Linked DNA regions of Mus musculus: region 1 is linked to region 2. The links are chromatin loops, found by intact Hi-C in ENCODE. Cell type or tissue: heart. All regions are shown on one strand. Each heading gives the region's core, and the rest is flanking DNA. Links, peaks and the distances in the headings are about the cores only.

Region 1 (10,798 bases), core at 859-8,858, 52 kb before region 2:
TTCCAATAAAATAATTGCAAATTAAAAATGTGTTTCATAGACCTGACCTCCCAAATATTATAGCTTGGGCCTATTATTGCAGGATATTTGATCACAATGTGAATCCCAAGATTATGCTTCTAGTTATGATGTGGCTCAGCCCTTAACATTAATCCCAAACAAGGAAGGTAAAATTAGTTTATAGAAGGAAGCACCCATGTTTGAAAGTGACATCTAATTGAGTGGCAGACAAGTGAGCAAAAAAGTGCTGAATCAGAGAAAAATGTGACAGAATAAATCAGAGAGATGCCCAACTCTCAAGAAAAGAGAGGAAAGGGAAGCTACATGGGGGGGGGGGGGGTAAGAAAGGAGGAGGCAGTTTTTTAAAATAGGGAGAGTTATAGAGAGACAGGTTGCACCGACAGAACAAGCTAGACACAGAATGAGCCAGAGAATGAGAAGCCGCCAGAAGATTAGAACAGATTGCCAGTTTGTTTAAGGCCAAGCAGAGTAATTCAGGAGAAGCGAGAGAAGCCAGAGTTAGTCAGCATGTGTTTAAACAAAACAAAACCCAGGACCCACATAGGGCAAGACGAGAACCAACTCCTTAAAGTTGTCCTCTATGTCCATACACAGCAGCAGCATGTGCATAAACGTGTATGTGTGTAATGTATATATACACTCATAATAAATACAATCATAATAAATCCCATAGGTTAAAAAATAAGGGGCTGGAGAGATGGCTCAGCGGTTAAGAGCACTGAGTGCTTTTCCAGAGGTCCTGAGTTCAATTCCCAGCAACCATATGGTGGCTCACAACCATCTGTACAGTATGCTCATATACAAAAAATTAAAAATAATAATAATAATAATGGCTTGCATATTTGAAAAATGTTGAGTAAATGCTGTGTTCTTGCTACAAAAAAGTAACAAGTGTACTCTGAATGGTATGGTTTTAAATGGACACAGTAGCCACACCAGCACTCCTCACACTTGGCAGGCCGAACTAAAGGTTTGTCCACAGTGGAAGGCTGGCCTGGAGTACAAAGTGATTACTAAAACTGAGCTCCGTCAAGAGAGGAGTAAGAGGAGATAGTGGTGACAGGAAAAAGAAACATAGAACTACAGCAGTGAACCTAGAATGTTTTTGTTTGGAGTCAAATTGATCTAACGCTGGGTGTGGCCATGCACTTCTAGGAGGCTGAGATGGAAGGAGAGGAGTTCAAGGCCAGCCTAGACTACCCAAGTGTTCTAGACCTACCTCTGTCACAAACAAACCAACAAATGATCAGATCTACTGTTTTTACTTCTTGTGAATTATTGTGCTGATTAGTTTTTTTTTTTTTTTTGTCAACTTCGCACAAGCTAGTCTAGGAAGAGAAAGCCTCACAGAGACAATGCTTCCATCAAACCATCCTGTTGGCCAGCGTGGGGGGCATTTTCTTGATTAATATGGCATGACCAAGACCACTGTGGGTGGCACCACTGGCGCAGGTAAGGGGCAGGGAGAAGGGAGGAAACGAAACTGGAGGGAAGAAGAGGGAGGGGGACAGGAAATGAGTGAATGAATGAATGAATGAATGAAGCAGCCAGGGAGAACAAACCATAAGCAGCATTCTTCCACAGTCAGAGTTTCAGTTTCTACCTTCAGCTCCTGCCCTGGCTGCCCTCAACGATGGACAAACACTTTCCTCCCCAAAGTTGCTTTTGGTCACAATGTTTTATCACATTCTAGAAAACAAACTTCAAGGACTGAAGAGATGGATAAGTGGTTAAAGAGCACTCGATGATCCTCCAGAGCTCCTGAGTTCAATTCCCAGCAACAACATGGTGGCTTACAACCAACTGTAATGGGATCCGAAGCCCCCTCCACTTGTGTCTGAAGACAGCTACAGTGTACTCACATATATAAAATAAATAAACAAATCTTTAAGAAGAAACGAAAATAAGAAAACAAACCAGGAGGACAACTATGTAAGTGTTTGACTCAGCCCAACTGTTAATACAAACAACACCATGAGATCTGTAGCATAAACCAACAGAGCAAAGAAGACAGATCCAGGAGCTAGAGATAACCCAGTGGTTAAGAGCAATGCTACTCTTGGGCTGGAGAGATGGCTCAGAGGTTAAGAGCACTGACTACCCTTCCAGAGGTCCTGAGTTCAGATGGTGACTCACAACCATCTGTAATGGGATCTGATGTTCTTTTCTAGTGTGTCTGAAGATAGCAACAGTGTACTCACATACATTAAATAAATAAATCTTAAAAAAAAAGTAGGAAAAAAAACAATGAATGAAACACTTTTTTTAAAGAAAGAAAGAAAGAAAGAAAGAAAGACAGAAAGAAAGAGAGAGAGAGAGAGAGAAGCCGGAGCCTGACGTGGTGGCACACACCTTTAATCCCAGCACTCGGGAGGCAGAGGCAGGCAGATTTCTGAGTTCTACAGAGTGAGTTCCAGGACAGCCAGGGCTATACAGAGAAACCCTGTCTCGAAAACCCCCCCCAAAAAAAAAAGAAAAAGAAAAGAAAAAGAAAAAGAAATAGAGAAAAAGAATCGAAAAACCAAAAGAAAAGAAAAGGAAAAAGAAAGCCCACTTTGGCAAAGTCAAACTCAATTTGAATTTTTTCAACAAATATACAAGGTACTATCTTAGGACAGTGGTTCTGACCATAAGAAAACAGACATTTACATTACAATTCATAACAGTTAGTAAGTAACAACTAGAATAATTGGGGTGGGGGGGCACCACACCATAGGGAACTGTATTAAAGGATCACAACATTAGGAAAGCTGAGAATCAGTGTCCTAAACTAGGTTTTCTGGAAGGAAAACACTGTTTAAAACACTGTTTTATTGCCATATTCTTCTTTTAAAAGTTCAGAGCCCAGAACGGTGGCACTTGGGTCTGTGACTACCAACACTGGACAGCAAAGGCGGATAAAGTTCGAGGCCAACCTGGTCAACAGAGACTTCTAGGCTAGCCTGAGCTACACAGCAAGACCTCAAAACAAAACCCCGCAATACCCCTCCCCCAACATACTCAAGCTCAGGCAACAGTAAGAACAACAACAACCTATAAAGCATCTCACAGTATAAAGCACGTCTTGCTACGTAGTCATTCTTTTTTTTTTCCCCCCAAGCAGGTATACTCGTTCTTTGTTGTCCGCATGGTCACTTAGAGCTAGTTCAGGAACTCCCAAGGAAGTTGGAGCTCAGAGAACCAGGACAGCTCCTAATACTAACCTAACTTAGTATTACTCTGTAGAAGAATCCTGCTGGGACGGACCAGGCAAACCTTTCTGACAAGACAAGCCGGTAAAAGACTCCCTCCATCACCTCCCTGAACCTGAGGTACCCGGACTCCTGGAATCTCACCCCCCCACCACCACCAAACAGCGCAACCCTCGCAACACTGACTGTCCAGTGGATGCAACTCTGCATCTTCTGAAGTTACAAACTAGGACAAACACAGGTGCTTCTCCGACAGGAGGATGCACTAACTACTCTGCAACCATAAAGCAGTAACTAAACCTATAAGCGCCCACTAACTTGGAAGTCCCGAACGCTAGACCAGCACGGGCCCACGGAGGGGCGTGATCCCATCCTTCTTGGCCAAAGCCAGGCCGGCCGGGACATCCAACCAGGGATCATCCGCAACGTGGGCACCCGGCAGAGGCCAAGGCCGCAAGATCCCGGCCATCTGACAAGTTTATGGCGGTGACCCACCCAGGCTTCAGGCCACCTACCCTCACCTCCTCGCGAGCATCCCTCCAGCGCCCCGGGACGTACCTGACACACAGAAGCGCGGAACCCCGCGTAGTCCGCGTGCTCCGAGACCTGCAGTGCGCGATCCCCTAGCTCCGAGTCCTTCCCGCGCCGGTCAAACAAGTACACCGTCCTACAGCCGTCGACGGCGCCATCTCTCCCAGATCCCTCCGAGAGGCCGGCGGGATCGCTGGCGCCCTCCGCTGCCATGTTGAGGGAGAAAAAAAGAGAAGGCCCTGCGGCTCTCGGGCGCGCTTCCCGGAGACACCGACCCCGCGCGTGCCCTCGGCTCCAGCCGCCGCGGCTCCGAGCCTCAGCGGGCCGCGCAGCACCGACTGTGGGCAGCGGCCGGGAAGTAACCCGGGAACCGATTCAAACGCGCTTCTGCCGGGGTGCCGTACGTCACTTCCGCGACCCGCGAACACAGGGACGCGCTGAGCGCGCCTCAGAGCCCGCCAGCTACGTACGCCGCCGCCCACCAAGCCTCCTTCCGTGACCTGAGAGCGGGCCGCCGCCGTGGCTGCTGCGCAGGAGGAAGAGGACGGCGGACGGAGACCCGGCTAGTCCAGCAGGCCGTGGGGCGGGGCGGGGCTGGCCAAGGTGGGGCGGGGCTTCGCGCCCAGGCCACGCCCCCGGGCTCCTGCGGACCGCGGGGACTGGGGACGGCCTGGAAGCTGGCTTCCAGCGCCTTAGGGGCCTTCGCGGGGGGAGGTGGGGGGGGGCGCAACTCGCAAGCGTGTCGCCCCAGGGTCTATGCAGGCTCCCGCTGCAGGGCCCTGGCGCCTTCCCCCTAGCCATGCGGTCTCCAGGGCGCTACCAAGTCGGGCGGACGCGGCGGCTGGAAGCTTGCACCACCTGGGTCCCGGTGCGGTGGACACTAGCTAAAACACCGGGCACCGCTCTGCTTGCACGCTTCCTTCGCCGTCGTGGGTGGGTTCTACTGTGGGACAATGAGACAAAAGCTCGGCCTCGAGGAAGAGCGGGTCTCTGACGTCACGAGGCCGCGATGCGCGCCCCCGGGTTAGCCAGGCTCTGAGGCTTTAGGCGGCTGGGAGTCTTGGGATAATACCTAACCTACTCACCGAGGTTGAGTCAGCTTCTAAGCGTGCAATGTGTAAGACAGCCTCCTCGAAAACTTGAGCATAAAACTTTATATGCTCCAGTACGGGGGAATGTCAGGGCTAAGAAGCAGGAGTGGGTGGGTAGGGGAGCAGGGTGGAGGGAGGGCATAGGGAACTTTCGGGATAGCATTTGAAATGTATATAAAGAAAATATCCAATAATAAATAAATAAAAAAGAAAACTTGAGCATAATTATTGGGGGATGCGCTTCTGACTCTACAGATAGCAAGGAATGGGGGGGGGCGGGTAACCTTGCCAGATGCTTGCTCTCTGATTCTTAAAACCTGGATGCTTTGTACTTGAGAGAAACGTGTAAATTAATGAAACCCATTAATTAATTGAGTTCTTTTATGTGTCTAGAAGTTGGATCAGATTTAAGGGTGCTGTTTTACTAGGTTCGCAGGAGCCTTAATGATCAATGGTAAAGCTAGACTCAAAGTCAATGCACCTTGGAAACAGACCGGGTTGTTGGCACCAAGGACAGTTGGCCAGACATACAAAAGTGTGAAGGTTTGCGTAGAGCGGCATAAATAGTATGACTGGAAGAAGAGAAAATGAAACAGTAGGTGAGGTAGGTGAAGTTGTGACCAAAAGCTGGTCATGTTCTTGAAAGGGCACCTGAGAGACAGGAGACACGAGAATAACCTCCAACTATCATGAGATTTCTGTAAAATCTTATTGTAATTTGCTTTTTGTCAGTCTTCCTAGGCCTACATCAAACTTTGATCCTCCTGCCTTGACCCAACCTGAACCCTTGATGGCTTCAGAGGTATGAGTCACTACTCCTAGCTGGCATTTTACATTTTATCTTTAAAACTCACACAACCATTTCCTTCTATCCCTTTTATGGGCCGTGTTTGATTTGAACAACTGGAGAAAGACAAATCATTTCTCTAAGTCTTAGTTAACAAGCAAGATGAATTGCCTTTGTGGTTCAGCAAATTGGGGCTTAACAGCCAAAGGGTCAACAGGGCAATTTCTCTGTAATACCAAATTATAAATCTCATAAGTAAAAACAGAAGCACTTTGAAGGTCAGAGGACTCCATTCTCTGAAGTTGGAGATGGTTGTGAGCCTCCAGATGCAGGTGCAGGGAATCAAATCCTTAACAGCTGGTCCTAATGTGGATTTTTTTTATTTGTTCTCATTATTTAGAGAACATTAGTTTCTATAACCCAGCCCGCATAGATAAGACCTTACATATTTAATACAGTGTGTACAATTCCTGGACCGTCTTAACTATTGTGATATCAACTCAGCATGATGAACTAGGATACTTTTTCCTAACATCACAGCATAGCTAGTGTCTCCAAAGGTTCAAATCCTGTATGTATAAATATTTACATTAAAAATGTAACAGTGAGCCGGGCGTGGTGGCGCACGCCTTTAATCCCAGCACTTGGGAGGCAGAGGCAGGTGGATTTCTGAGTTGAGGCCAGCCTGGTCTACAAAGTGAGTTCCAAGACAGCCAGGGCTACAGAGAAACCATGTCTCGAAAAAAAAAAAAAAAAGTGAGAGTAGTATGTTATTCATCAATAGCAGTAACAGCATTTCCAGGACCAGCTGTCATTTGAACAAACTTGTAGCGACATCGAGAACACGCCGTTCAAATGGGGGTGGGGATACCAGAAAACAGCACAATTCTGTTACTATTATGCTTGCTACCCGGCATCATTTTTTAAAATTAGCTTCTCAGTTGTCATCTAAAAAAAAAAAAAAGAAAAGATTCTGAGCAGCATTATTAAAGACAGCTCTAAGGAGTTGGATGCGGTGGCGCATCCCTTTAATCCCAGCACTCAGGAGGCAGAGGCAGGCAAACCTCTTGAGCTTCAGGCCAACCTGGCCTATGAGTTTCAGACAACCAGGACTACACCGAGAAACCCTTTCTCAAGCAAATTAATAATAATAAATCCTCTTAAAGAAAGAAATGTCAACTCTTACGCTAGGTGAGTCAGTACATGCCTGTAATCCTAGCACTAGGGAAACAGGCAGAGCACAAGTAAGAAGCCAACCACAACTCCATATTCAGTTAGTTGCTTAGATGACAGTGTAGCAGTCTAGAATCATGTCAGAACACTTCCTTGTGCCAGTCACCTTTGATTCTTAAAAGAAAATCTAAATATATAGAGGGTCTGTTCTTTCCGAGAAATTAATAAAGTGGGTTTGAAATGACCTAGTTTCCTGGTTAGTTCTGGTCACTCACTTGTCATCACTTATAATACCTACTGAATATATTTTATTTATTTTAAACACTACTCCCCCCCCCTCCCTCAACATGCGTTGTGTGAAAGTGGGAGCACACACACAGACACTTTTAGTTGAAGGGTGGCCCTGGGACAGGTATTGAGGTCAGAGGACAGTTTGTGCAAATTAGGTTTCTCTTTCCACCATAATTGTCTCAGGGATCAAACTCAAATTGTCAAGATTGAAAGCAGTCACCTTTACCAGAAGATACATGTTTTGTTTTGTTTTTCCAGACAGAGCTTCTCTGTGTAGCTTTGGCTGTCCTGGAATTGACTGTGTAGACCAGATTGACCTAAAATACACAGACACACAGAGATCCACTTGCCTTGCTGGGAATTTTTGTTGTTGTTGTTTTTTGTTTTTTGTTGTTTTGAGACAGGGTTTCTCTGTAGCCCTGGCTGTCCTGGAACTCACTCTGTAGACCAGGCTGGCCTCGAACTCAGAAATCCGCCTGCCTCTGCCTCCCAAGTGCTGGGATTAAAGGTGTGCACCACCACCGCCCGGCTCTTGCTGGGATTTTTTTAAAGCGTCTTGTGTCAATTACCTGTTGTACTACAACAAACCACAGTGAAACTTAGTGGCCCTTGGTAGTGTCCTCTCCTCCCTTCCCCCTTGGGATGAGACTCAAGCTGTGGCTGAGAACGTCCTGAGATACTAACAGAGCTGCTTCAGAAACAGATCAGGAAGTGAAGTAAGGAGTTACATTGAAGTCTGCAATTAAAAACAGCTTAAAGTTAAAGATGGATGATGGTGCCACATGCCTTCAGTCCCAGTACTGGGGAGGCAGAGGCAGCCAGGTCTCAGAGAGTTCTAGGCTATGGTATTCTACAGAGTGAGTTCCAGGACAGCCAGAGCTACATACCAGACCCTGTCTCAGAAAAAAAAAAAAAAAAAAAAAAAAAGAAGTCATTTTTTCACCTGCTGAAACACATAGGTAGACATACTATTACCTGCATCTTTCTTTTTTTCTTTACTACCACTCATTTTTTAAATCTTTAGTATTTTTGTTAGTGCTTTAGGAGAAGCTAGAAAAAAAGCAATAAAACCAGTATTGTAAATACTGGTTTATGTGAGTGTCTGTCTGTCTGTCTGTCTGTCTGTCTGTGTGTCTGTGTGGTGCTTGTTCTGAGACAAAGTCTTGCTAATGTAATCAAGTTTGGCTCCTGTAGCTCAGTACCTCAGATTCCAGTTTCTGAGAGCTGACCTTTCACACTTGAACAACCACACCTGATTTTGTGGTTGCACGTGTGAGTGTATTTAAATGTAGTGCCTTAACTCTAGCCAGCTGCCGGGGATCTTGTAAATTAGACCACGCCCATGCTCAGGAGTGCAACCCTCACCCAGTGATTGCAGGGTAAAAAGGTTTTTTTTTTTTTTTTTTTTTAAAGGATGTGAAAGTAGGAAGGGGCAAGAAGAGTAAGAGACGGGAATGAGGGTGAATATGAACAGAACACATTATGTAAATATATAAAGTTATCGAAGATTAAATTAGATTTTAATTTTTCTTCATGTGTAGCCCTGGATATCCTGGAACTAAGTCTGTCAGACCAGGCTGGCTTTGAATTCAGAAGTCTGCCTGCCTCTGCCTCCCAAGTGCTGGGATTAAAGGTGGGTACCACCACTGCCCAACTGTTTTTTTGTTTTGTTTTGTTTTGTTTTTTTCCTAAAACTGTAATGTAGTGGCTTTAAGCAGGAACCATTGCTGGCTCATGATACTGCAGTTTGAGCTCCTCTGTGCAGCTCTGCTGGCAAGATTGCTTACTTAGCATAGTCACCAGCATCTGCACCAAGGTGAGTGGAAGGTGACAGGCTCACATCCCTGGCTGGCAATCAAGCTGAGGCTGTTGGCTTAATTACACGAGTTCTCTAATTAGACATTTCTACCAGGAAAACCTAGTGTCTTACCTGATCATCATGTTTCGAAAACAAAAACAGTGTGCCAGTGTTTATCGAGGCCCTGCTTGGCTCCTTTGGAATGTCCCAGGAGCCAACAACAGTCACATGGCTAACCCCGCCCTCCCAGGACAGAAACAGGTTTACAAAAATCCCTAGTGATTTTTGAGAATAATGCTGTATCTGCTGTCTATGAGAGGTGGTATCTAAATCAGTACTGATACTTCTCATGGTGTGTGGATGAGGAGACCTTGGGTTTGGTCCCTATTGCCATTAAATAAGGCAAAGAGGGAGAAAGAGAACGGATCTTGTTAGAAAGCAGGAAAACAACATACAGTTGATTGGTAATAGAAAACAGCCTTTAGGTCGGCGATTTCTCGTTACTCCCTAAATTAAAGATGTTTCTTTTGTCTAGCTGGACTAGAGGTTCAAGGTCAAGGGGCACACCTGGAGGTAAGTCTTGTAGTTGGCAGAGCCCTTAGGCAGTGCAGGGCACCAAGTGGTAAAGGATTAGGAGTATGTGTGTCTATCTCTGCTTACTCACCTGACCATCCCCCCTCCCCCCCCCACACACACATGCTAATGACTTTATCACTCCCTATGGCCAGTCTCTAAACGCCTTAATTGGATTAAGTTTCCGCCCTCTTAATTACTCAAAATAGTGATTAAACTCCAGCAGGAATGTCCCAGAAGACAAACATTCAAACGTAGCTGGCTGGTCCTCCAAATTAAAAAAGTGCTTTAAAAAACAGGGCAAGGGGTGGAAACTTAAAGTGTTTTAAAAGGGGTGTCTTCTCCACGTCCTTGTCTCCTCAGATGTTATTTTTATTTTATTCTGGAAAGTAAAGGATAGTCTCCGTGGTGTAAATTCAGGCTTTGCCAGCTAAAAGGCTTTGCGGCTCTGAGCCCCAGACCTACCAGACTGGTAGAGAATGTCTTAGGGTCCTTTCTCATTCCAGTTTCAACCAATTCCATGCTTCCGGTGGGGAGGTTGTATATCCAGCTATATGACCATTTGAGGGAGGGGGACTGTCTCCTTTAACCTCCCTACAGGGAATCATTTTAAATCTGGATAATAACTGCCCCTCCCCCTGGGATTAAATCCAGGGCTTCATATATGCTGAGCTACACACACCCCCCTCAGCCTTTCCTTTCCTCTTTGTCCCAGGGCACTCACTGTATCTTCACATAAATCCTCACTCTTTTTCTGTCTCTACTATCTAAGGGCATAGGTGTTTGGCAATATGGCCCCAACCGGAAGCATCTTTTCAACTCTCCACTGTTACTAGTTATGAACTGTCAAATAACCAACCGCCTGAAAACCTGGTTCTACGGTCAAAGGCAGGTGGGAGCCAGAAAACCTTGCCCTACCTACAATATGTGCAGAGGGGAAGATGGATCAGGGACGGAAGAATGGTCAACCAATGACTGGTCCAGCTTGAGAGCCATACCGTTGAGAGGGAGTCCCACCCCTGACACTATTAATGACATACTTGCAGACAGCAGCTTGGCATAATTGCCCTCCGAGAGTCTTCACCCTGCAACTAATGGAAACAGATGCAGAGACCCACAGCAGAACATTAGATGGAACATGGGGGAATCCTATGGAAGAGGGGGAGGAAGGGTTGAAGAAGCCAGGGAAGTCAAGGACAACACAAGAAAACCTACAGAATCAACTAGCCTGGGCCAATGGGGACCTTCAGAGACTGAACCACCAACCAGGGAGTATGCATGGGACTGACCTAGGCCCTCTGCACATAGGTAACCCTTGTACAGCCTGGTTTTCCTGTGGGAA
Region 2 (10,674 bases), core at 1-8,000:
AATTTTTCTTTCAGCATGGAACTAGGTATAGCCATTTAAGCCATTATTTTCTAAACTATAAGAAAAATGGCAATGGTAACATTTTAAGTACAATTCAATGCACAAATCTTTTTTGGTCTAAGAAATGTATCATGGTTAAAAAAAAAGTGCTTCAAGTATCCAGAAAGAAAATATGTAAATAGTTCACATTTCTAATAGTAGAGCCTCACCAGGCACCGGTAGTGGTACACACCTTTAATCCCAGCAGTTGGCGAGGCAGAGGCAGGCAAATTTCTGAGTTCGAGGCCAGCCTGCTCTACAAAGTGAATTCTAGGACAGCCAGAGAAACCCTGTCTCAAAAACAAACAAACAAACAAACACCCCAAACAAACAAAAAAAGTAGTGGAGCCTTATACTATATCAATACAAGTGTTTACGAATGGCTTTTTAAGTAGCTAGCTTATATGTAGACTTTATAGGATATAGGGTTAGAGAGAGCCTTCTGTTAACTGGAAGAGCAATCTCAGAGAGAAAAACTGATGTTTACCATAAGAAATTCGTTGGTTGGTTGTTCTGTGAACTATACAAGCTGGGGAACTTACTATATAGCCACACTGGCCTTAAATTCACATTGAGCCATCATCATCATCATCTTCTCTTTTTTTTTTCTTTAAAGCTTTATTTAGTATATGTAAGTACACTGTAGCTGTCTTCAGACACCCCAGGAGAGGGCATAAGATCTCATTACAGATGGCTGTGAGCCACCATGTGGTTGCTGGGATTTGAACTCAGGACCTTTGGAAGAGCAGTCAGTGTTCTTAACCGCTGAGCCATCTCTCCAGCCCTGAGCCATCTTCTTCTTAGAGCCTTTTGAATACTGGAATTGTAGGGGTGTGTGTGTGACCACACCGAGCTATGTAGCACGTTCCCTTGGACACCTGCCCCCAAACTTGAGGAAATTATGTTATAGCTTATCACCAAAACAAATAAATCTGCTTCCATTTTATTACTACCTTTAGTATTTGGAAACATCTTAATAAATAATGAGTAATACCATGGTGCCTACTTAAACGGCTAATAACAAAGGAATAAGAGGAAAGCAAGCATTGACAATTATTTTATAGCACGCCCAGTAAAGAATCTGACTATGGGAATTGGAGAGACAACGAGCTAAAACCTAGCATCGTGTCCACTTTTATATTTCATTGCCCCCCTCCCCCTAATCCAGTACTACTGGGAGGAGACAGGAGTCACCAAGACATCACTTACACTTTTGTACTAACCATTTCTGGCACTTTTTTTTTTTCTCTAGACAGTAAAGTAAGCAGCTGAGAAGCACAGGGGAGGCACTTACGTTTGAGGGGTATAAAGGCCTGGCTTATTGAGGTCCAGGGTCCTTAACTCCTGCATAGAGAGGCGGCCAGCACCACAGGTGGAAACTGAACTGCGCTTCATTCTCGAAACCTAATTCAGGATTTCAGCGTTAGGAAAATGTTCCAGACTCAAGCAATTCAACGAGCAACAATTATTATCTTTATCCTCTAGTAGGAAAGCAACTAAGTTTGTTTCTGTACAACAATCGTTTCCTTGTATGCTATATTTATTTGTCCATGTAAACCGAAGTTCTTACAAAGAACACCTACGCAACTTCAAGTAGAAAAAAACGAGGCAGAAAAAAGAGGGGAAGATGGAGCTGAAAGTTTTGGGAGAAAAGGAGAGGGGACGACTGAGGAGAAGGAAAGTAGAGCAGAAGCACCTGGCCTGGAGAAGTTCTAAGGGGTCTCTTATATGGGGAAGATGGTAGTGTAGTGATAGATCTGCCCAATGTAGGCGCACAGCATGTATTCATATTAATTAAGTTGTGTTTTCATTGCCTGGGCTTATTTGGGTTGGAGATTTACTGCAACACCTTTCAACAAAGATAAACAATCCGGTTTACAACACAGGCTGCTCCCGCTTTTAAAACAAGTATCAAAATAATGTCTACGTTGGAGTCTGTCTTCATCTCTGCAGCATCAGACACTATGCACTCGGCCCTAGCTTCCACAGAGGGTTAGACAGATCGCATTTTTATTGTTGTTGTTTTGTCTTGAGCTAGGGGTGGAGAGTCAGACCCTTTAGCAAGCTGGGCTGAGCGCTGAGCACTGAGCCACACCCCTCCTTGTTTTGGTGGCTTGCGTTCAACCTAGTTTTACTCTCATGATTTCACTGGTTTCCAGTCATGTCCATACCAGGCTTTTAAGTTGCAGCATCAGCACGGGTACACAACACACCAATCAGCTTTCCCCCTGTCAGTCCCCACCTGTTAGCATCGCCTTCTCCCGCTACAAACGTTGCAGAGCCGGGCAGATCCCACCCCAGCTCCCTCGCAACAGTCAGCTCCAGCGCCGCGGACCATTTTAACACAGAGCTGATCCCATCTCAGCAGTTACCTTTCGCTCAGCTTCTCAACGAGACCCGGCGCCCAGCTTTCCGTAAACCGCACGACTGCACACGAAAACAGCCGCCCAAACCAGAGCGTCCGCTTCCGTCAACCCAAGGCGGTTTGAATTTTAAAGTTTCCGCCCGCGCTGACGTCAGGACTGCGACGGCGAGTACGCATGCGCGCTCGCTCAGCGCCCGCCCTCGTCGCCGGAAGTGTCCGCATCGGGGGCCAAGCGAGCTCTGGGCTCTTCCCAGGTCGTCGTTAGCGTCGGTGACCCGAAGGGAGTCCCGCCCTGTCCGGGAAGCTGGCATCTAGGACGAGTAGGGCTGTCCGGGCGGAGCGGCCCGAGCCCTCCTGGAATCAAGTTCCGTACAGCAATATGGCTGCGTCCTGGAAGTAGAAAGCGCGGGTTTGTCTCCGATAGGATGGAGGCCAGGACCCAAGCCTATGAGGCGGCGTGAGGTTCCTGACGTTAGGAGAGGCTGTCGAGTGTGGCGGTGGACGAGCCTGAGGGATATTTAACATCAGGCTTCCTCAAGTGCTCTGGATTCCCGCCGCCCAGCCTCGGAACAACAAGCAGGCGTTACTAGTTCCCGGATGGTGGTGGCCTGTCCCTGGGCTAAAGTGTAGATTCCTGGCTCTCGGCATTATTGTGCCGTTAGCTAGTTTTGAGCTAAGCAGTCCTTTTTTGAGTTTGAGGTTCCCTAGCGGTCACAGTGACTCCTCACTTTACGTCTCTACTGGGAAACCAAAATCTCAGGTATCACGAAGATCTCCATCACCAAATAGTAGTCAGCAGATATATTAGCAGGCATTATATTTCAGACTCTGTAAGCGGCAGTTCATTTACTTCTTGAAACTAATGGCATTAGAACATAAAAATGATCGTTTTAGTCGGGCGTTGTGGTACACACCTTTAATTTCCACGCTCTGGAAGCGGGGGTGGGGTGGGGGTAGGTTGTGGGGGAATCTCTGACCATCCTGGTTTACCTAGTGAGATCCGGGACAGCTAGAGCAACATAGACACTATATCAAAACAAAACAACCAACAAACCCAAGCAAAACCACCCCAAACAAAACCCACACGTACAAACAACTCCAAAAACTAAAGAGATAATTTTGAGGCTCAGTGAATTCAATGACTTTAGTTTGTATGTGGGGCAGGGTCCACACCCGAGAGAGTCTTGAATTTGAGGCCAGTTTGATGGACCTGGCATACACCAGGGCAACCTAGTGACTCTCTGTCTTTAAGAAACAAACACTATTCTGCAGTCAGTTGCATAAGAAATTTGACTATAAATGCTATTAGACGAGCCTTTAATTTATTTTTTATTCGGTTTTCTCTTAAGGTTTCCACTACATTATAATAAAGCTATATCCAGAAATGCAAAACATATCTTAAGTGAAGATAAAAATGTTCTGTAAAACCTAGTTACTGGAGTGTGGCTCAAACAGATTATAAATCTTGAAGTTTTGACCTAGCAAACTAGTTAAGTTGTGAACTTCTGATTACTATTCATGCTGCACTTGGTTTGGCTAGAGCACTCTTTTAATCTTACTGCCCTACAACTGATAAGGATTAGGTAGGGCAGGGATCTGAGAAATGGAGTGACTTCCTGTGGCAATTGTAGTTTGAAAGCACAACAGCTGTCTTTCCTTTCATTCCTGTGGCCCTCTCTAAATAGATTTATATCATTTAAAAAAGGGTAAATTCTTGTAGGTAATTACTATCCTTTGACTTGACAAGACACTCACCTTTTAAGGATTTAGTGACTTGAATACTTGGACCATGTGGACTCGTGCCTTGACTCAAGGACCAAAAAAGGACCATAGAGGGCACCCGAAGAAAGGAGGATCAAACTAAGAAGCATCTTTGGCTAAGTTGGCTGAAAAATTTGAATGACCAATTCTGAAATTAAAAGACATTTAAAGTATCGCATTTTTCCTTAAAGGTGGTATGTACACACTCACCTTGTATGTTTAAATATAAAACCTACTTGTGTGTACAAAGTACATCATCGATATACAGGACAGTAAGAACTTAATTACAACATTGGTATCAAACCCAGGACCCGCACGCTGAGCTATACTCCCAGCCCTGGTTGTGATTCTTTTTTTTTTTTTTTAAGATTTATTTATTTATTACATATAAGTACACTGTAGCTGTCCTCAGACACACCAGAAGTGGGTATCAGATCTCATTATGGATGGTTGTGAGCCACCATGTGGTTACTGGGACTTGAACTCAGGACCTTCAGAAGAGCAGTCAATGCTCTTAACCTCTGAGCCATCTCGCCAGCCCTCTGGTTGTGATTCTTGATTATCAGGTTTTTGTTTGTTTGGTTTGGTTTGGTTTTATGAGAATGTCTGTGGTGCATCATTTGCCTCCTGGGTGGTTACTGGATCATCTTGTCATTTCATTAACAAAGTAAACTGTCAACTTCCCCAGTGTCAAGAGCGTTTTTGTAGTAAAAAACAACCCCACTTCTTCTGTCTACATGGATTCTCTTCAGCTGGATCCCAGGTCTCCTTTTGGAGCTTCTGCTACATGCTTTGCTCCTGACTCCACTACTGTGTCGGGCAGTGAGGATGGAGGAAGTTGTGAAATGATCACCCAAAAATATGTTTTCCGATCTGAGCTATTTAATGTCACCAAACCTTACATAATTCCAGCTGTTCACTAAGAGCACCAACAAAGTAACAAAACCGAAAATCTACTGAATGAGGATGAACAAGAGGGCTCTGTTTCTGTTGGGAAAGTAGGAAGTGTTAAGCGTCTTTTTTTTTAAACATGAAACAAAAAAATTTCATTAAGTATCTCAAACATCTTCCCATTTTCTTTTTTTTATTATTATTTTTTTTATTACGTATTTTCCTCAATTACATTTCCAATGCTATCCCAAAAGTCCCCCCCGTCCCTCCCCCCACACTCCCCTACCCACCCATTCCCATTTTTTGGCCCTGGTGTTCCCCTGTACTGGGGCATATAAAGTTTGCCTGACCAATGGGCCTCTCTTTCCAGTGATGGCCGACTAGGCCATCTTTTGATACATATGCAGCTAGAGTCAAGAGCTCTGGGGTACTGGTTAGTTCATAATGTTGTTCTACCGACAGGGTTGCAGATCTCTTTAGCTCCTTGGATACTTTCTCTAGCTCCTCCATTGGGGGCCCTGTGATCCATCCAATAGTTGACTGTGAGCATCCACATCTGTGTTTGCTAGGCCCCCCCATTTTCTAAGTATAAAAGAGTTAATAATGCAGAAGGTGTTAGCATGTCCAAGAGCGATTGTGGGTTGCCCTCCAACTCACTGCCTGGCTGAGAATCACAGGCTTTTTATCCTCCTGTCTCCACTTCCCAAGTGCTGGGGTTCTCAGCAGGTGCCGTCAGTCACCTTTAATCATACTTTCTAACATCCTGCTATTTTAAACAACACATTGCATGTTTCAAAAAGTAAACAGATGTCAGGAGAGGTGGCCCTGCTGCTGAAACTCACAGTCTGAGTTTGATCACGAGGGCCCACTTGGTGGAAGGAGAGAACTGCCTCCTGGAAGTTGTCCTCTAACCTTTGCCTGGGTGTCGTGGCTATGCACCCCTCCCCACAGTGCACAATGAATGCATGAATAAATAAATGGATTCTCAATGCTTGTGAGAAAACCTAAAAGAAAACAAGAGTCTTGTGACCTCAGATGCTTGAAAATCATGAAATTGTTCTTGGAATGTGCTTTTGTGTCCCTCTCAGGTGTAGCAGATACAAGGGAATTTATTCATCACGACTGGACTTTGTTACTTGTTTATATGCCTTTATGGAAAATTATGTTTTTACCATATCCTGCTTGTCAACCTCATTTGGCTTGCCTTTGTGATTGTACCTGTTACTCACGTGACTCTTAACCCTCAGAATATAAATTTTCCAATACTCTGATAAACTGATAAACTAATAAACTTGGCTATCACATGAGAGATTAATCTGCCTCATCAATTGGCTTTCTTCTCCCAGGTGTCACTGCCAACAAGCGTGGGAAATAGTTAACTGAATGTTTTTACACCTGTTTTTGCTTTTAAAATTTCTATGAAACAATTTCCAGTTATTCAGTGGCTTTTAGGGAATTGTAAAGGCCTTGTTTTAGGAATAGGCTCCTATAAATAAAGTTTGAGAGAAGGGTGTTTTTGGAAAGTTTTCTAGTGGTAATAGGAAAGCTTCTATGGAATATACATATTTATAAGGTATGTGTGTGTATGTTTTTTAAAGATTTATTTATCTATTACATGTAAGTACACTGTAACTGTCTTCAGACACTCCAGAAGAGGGCGCCAGATCTCATTACAGATGGTTGTGAGCCAGTATGTGGTTGCTGGGATTTGAACTCAGGATCTTCGGGAAGAGCAGTCGGTGCTCTTAACTGCTGAGCCATCTCTCCAGCATATGTGTTTGAGTATATACTTTGGGGCAGTTTTCCAGGCATTTGAGTCTGATACAGTGGTACACAGTTGTAATTGGAACACTTTGGGAGGTAGAAGCAGGAGGAACAGGAGCTCCAGGCCACCCTTGGCTGCACAGTGAGGTTCATGGTCGGCTCAGGCTATCTGAGATCCTCTCCCAAAAAGCCAAACACCCCTCAAAAACAACAGCCTCCCCCCAACAAAAATAGATATGTGAGCATACTCTACAGGATCAAATGGTGGGAGTAGGGTTTTTCTTTGCTTCTACCATGTTGACCATAGGCCCTGGGGATTGAACTGAAGTTGTCCGGCTCAGCAGCAAGCACCTTCGACATACGCTTTAATCTTTTGGGTGTGTTCCAGTAGTCCAGAGGTGATCGTACAAACTCCCTGTAGATACTGTCTCGTTAGGGGTAAGAATGAATGATTGTTCATTTGGCAAATGTGTGAGCTCCTTCCATCTGTGTTTGTGCATAATGATGAAGCAAGATGAGCACAGTGCCTTTATCTATTGTACCTCAGAACTGGTTAAAAAAATGAGGGAAGCATGCGAAGAGTTAGAGTAAGGAAGTTACTCAGAGTAACCTCTGCCACTGTGGGAGGTACCTGAAATGCTGTCAGAAATGCATGTTTGGTTTTTTTTTTTTTTTTTTTTTTGGACATGTTTTTCCTTTTCAACAAGTATGTATTGATTCATCTACACGTGAAACACAGAAAAGAAAACCTCAGAGGTATCACTGTTACTAATTCAGACCACCAAGCATTTGACTTTAGTATGGGTAAGAGGTTGGGTTGTTTGTTTGTTTGTTTGGTTTTTTGAGACAGGGTTTTTCTGTGTAGCCCTGGCTGTCCTGGAACTCACTTTGTAGACCAGGCTGGCCTCAAACTCTGCCTGCCTCTGCCTCCCGAGTGCTGGGATGAAAGGCTTGCGCCACCATGCCCGGCTGTTTGTTTGTTTGTTTGTTTTTAATGACATGTGAATGTAGTTCAGGCTGTCTTGGACCCACTGTGTAGACCAGGCTGTTTTAAACTTATGTCCCTGCCTCTGCAGTGCTGTCATGATAGGTGCATGCCACCTGACAGACTTCCCATTTTTAATGTGGAAGGTACAGATCAGCATATGTAATTAATACTATCATAATGAAACTGATCATTTCTGATATGCTAACGAAGTTACCTAGCTAGCCTACTCTTACATTTTTTTATGTAATTAACATGTATTTTAGCCTGTTGAGAATTTGAGACTATGTGAGTAGCAATCAGCAATGAAAAGAAGTTATGGCTCTGTGTTCCTGCTCTCATGCTCTGTTGTGTGGTGTAGTCAGGTGCAGAATATTGCTAGTAACACTGGCTTGCCTTATAACCCTCAGATCAAGTCTGAAGGCCTTTAAACATTTGCATTTATTTATTGTGTGTGTGTGTAGGTGCACTTGTGCAATGGTTTGCATCTGGAGGTCACAGGACAGTTTTCAGGAGCTCTGTTCTTGCACAATGGTGGATCTGGTGATAAGTATCATCTTGCCAGCATTCTAAACATCATTTAAAATATGTTAAAATTGACATTTCCCCCCCTGAGGCACTTTTGCTATGTTGCTAATGTTTTCTTTGAACTTGACCCTCCTACCTCCTGGCTGCTGGGATTATAGCAATACTTGGGATCTATCTGTCTGTCTTTCCTCCCCTTCCCCCACCCCCCACTTTTTTTTTTTTTTTTTGAACAGGATCCAGGTAGCCCAGGCTGTTCTGGAATCCACTGTGTAGCAGAGGATGACCTTGAACCCCTACCCTTCATGCCCTCCATTCATTTCCTGGTTTTGCAGGCTTGAGATGCCATACTTGGTTTTAAGATTTCTTTCTTTCTTGCCTGCTTCCTTGCTTCCTTCCTTCCTCCTTCCCTCCCTCCCTCCCTTCCATTCTCTTTCTTTCTAGCTTTTGATTTATTAATATGTATAAGTATTTTACCCGTATGAACCTCTGTGTACCGTGTGTATGTCTGGTGCTTGCAGAGGCCAGGAGAAGGTGTCAGATCCACTGCAACTGGAATCTTAGTCATGAGCCACCAAGTGGATGCCGGGAACTAAGCCTGGGTCTTTTGCAAGAGCAGTGCTGCTTTTAAGCACGGGTCTTTTGCTACAGCCCTAGATTTCCTTTGATAGCTTGTAGATGGTTCATGTCAGAAATGAAGAAAGTTGAGAGAAGATATGTCATATGCATATAAACTGATGGGTAACTATGGCAACTGCTTATGAAGAACCACAGTTCTTATTCCATGGGCACTAGTACACTTTGCATTGATTTTGATCTCAATGGAACCTCTTATCTTTAAAAAATAGAAACAATATTTAAAAATGTAGTATAAAACTAAAATCTAGCGGGTTTCAAAATGTCAGTATTGTGGTAGACTACAACATTATTTTTTTTTTCTCATCACCCTCTCTTAGAAACGTAAAAGATGTGTTGCTTTCAATCAAGGTGAATTGGATGCCATGGAGTATCATACAAAGGTAGGACAAAAATATTGATCATGCAGGAATATTAGTGTGAAGTAGCATTAAAAAAAGACCAAAATAAATACAACAGTATCTTAGAAATAAAGAACTTGTTTTGGTCAGAGTTAGAATTTGATAGTGCTTTATTGTTTTTTCTTTGTAATGAACACGTTAAGCCAATTTTATTAATACTACGCATGCTTCTATCAGCCAGGTGGTTGGTGGCTGTGACCTTGTGTTGTTGGTTGAGTTCATGGAAGATGTTTCAGTGTTCTAACTTTCTCATGCTTCCATTCATGTGTTGAATTTAGTTCAACAACAACAGCTGAGCGTAGACTGTTCTCCACCTGTATATCTGTACATATGACATGAAAACAGAGGGTTATCTGGGGGTAAGAAGGGGACCAGTGCCAGGAGAGTGGAACGAGGCTGTTTTATATGCGAGGTCAGCAGGGTAATGTGCTTTTGCAGAGTCAGACCTGCTAAAGATTGCATAGACTGAATTAGAGCTTGTAAACAGTCTGCACAGTCTCTATTTTCAGTATTAGAAATGATGTGAGGATGAAATATATAACACGGGGAATTATGAAAAGGATGCTGACAATTTTACATATTGAATTATTTTCCCCCCAGAAACTACTACTGTGCTCTTTATAGCTGCCACTAACAGTGCATAAAGTTTCCAGTGTTTTCACCAAAGCATTCTGTTTTGTTTTGAAATTGCCATCCTAATGTATATGAATGTGATCTTGTGACAATTTTGTGTATCTTGGCATTTTATATTTTTACTTCCATTGTGAGAAAAATGTTTTCTAATGTCTCCTTTGATTTCATCTTTGACCTGCATGAATTATTCAGAAGAGAACTATTTCATTTGCATTTGTGGTTGATCTTAGTATTTTTTTTTTCTTGATTTCCAACTTAAGTCATTTGGGGTTTAAAAATAAATTCTAGTTCTGTAAAAGAGCGTTGTTTCATGGGCCAGGATATGAATTATCTTGGAGATTGTAATCTGTGGGGCTAAAAATAATGTATGTTCGGTAACTTCTAGATGCAGTGCTCCTATGTATAGTATTGAGGATTTTGGTATCTGTGTGATTTTTGTGTTGTTAATTGTGTTTTGTGTTAGTTGTTCTACTCTTACTGGGAAGTTTTGCAGGATGTTTGATCACACGGTGAGTCCTGAGACTGTGCTGTTTACTGGAAAACCTGTTTCTAATTGTGGTGTGGCTCAGCCCTCGCACAGACTTTTAATCTGAGAGCTTTCTGCTTATTGTTATCAGGATTAAATAAAGTCAACCATAGGTCAAGAGGTGGAACAAGCAAACAGTTGACAGAGA

Evidence for each region. Hi-C counts contacts between places; a loop is a spot of excess contacts. Peaks named below come from ENCODE experiments on the same cell type or tissue, not always from the same donor. Only the 100,000 strongest peaks of a DNase experiment are listed, where the experiment ranks them.
Region 1: a loop joins it to region 2, with 6 times the contacts of the local background. A loop is called at or near these places in 13 of 42 quality-filtered maps.

What each region holds. Positions count from the first base shown.
Region 1 is chr17:71,471,209-71,482,006 of GRCm38, forward strand. It overlaps Smchd1 (SMC hinge domain containing 1), which reads right to left and starts at 4,135. Exons shown (of 48, transcript NM_028887.4): 1 at 3,771-4,135. The coding sequence starts at 3,956. In heart, for the core only: a CTCF peak has its summit at 4,026; a DNase peak (open chromatin) is centred at 4,243; H3K4me3 peaks cover 2,666 bases; H3K27ac peaks cover 2,574 bases.
Region 2 is chr17:71,524,300-71,534,973 of GRCm38, forward strand. Ndc80 (NDC80 kinetochore complex component) reads right to left here and starts at 2,558. Exons shown (of 17, transcript NM_023294.2): 1 at 2,412-2,558; 2 at 1,334-1,443. The coding sequence starts at 1,434. It also overlaps a transcript of Spdya not described here and the pseudogene Mettl4-ps1. In heart, for the core only: a CTCF peak has its summit at 3,109; a DNase peak (open chromatin) is centred at 2,742; H3K4me3 peaks cover 2,239 bases; H3K27ac peaks cover 1,816 bases.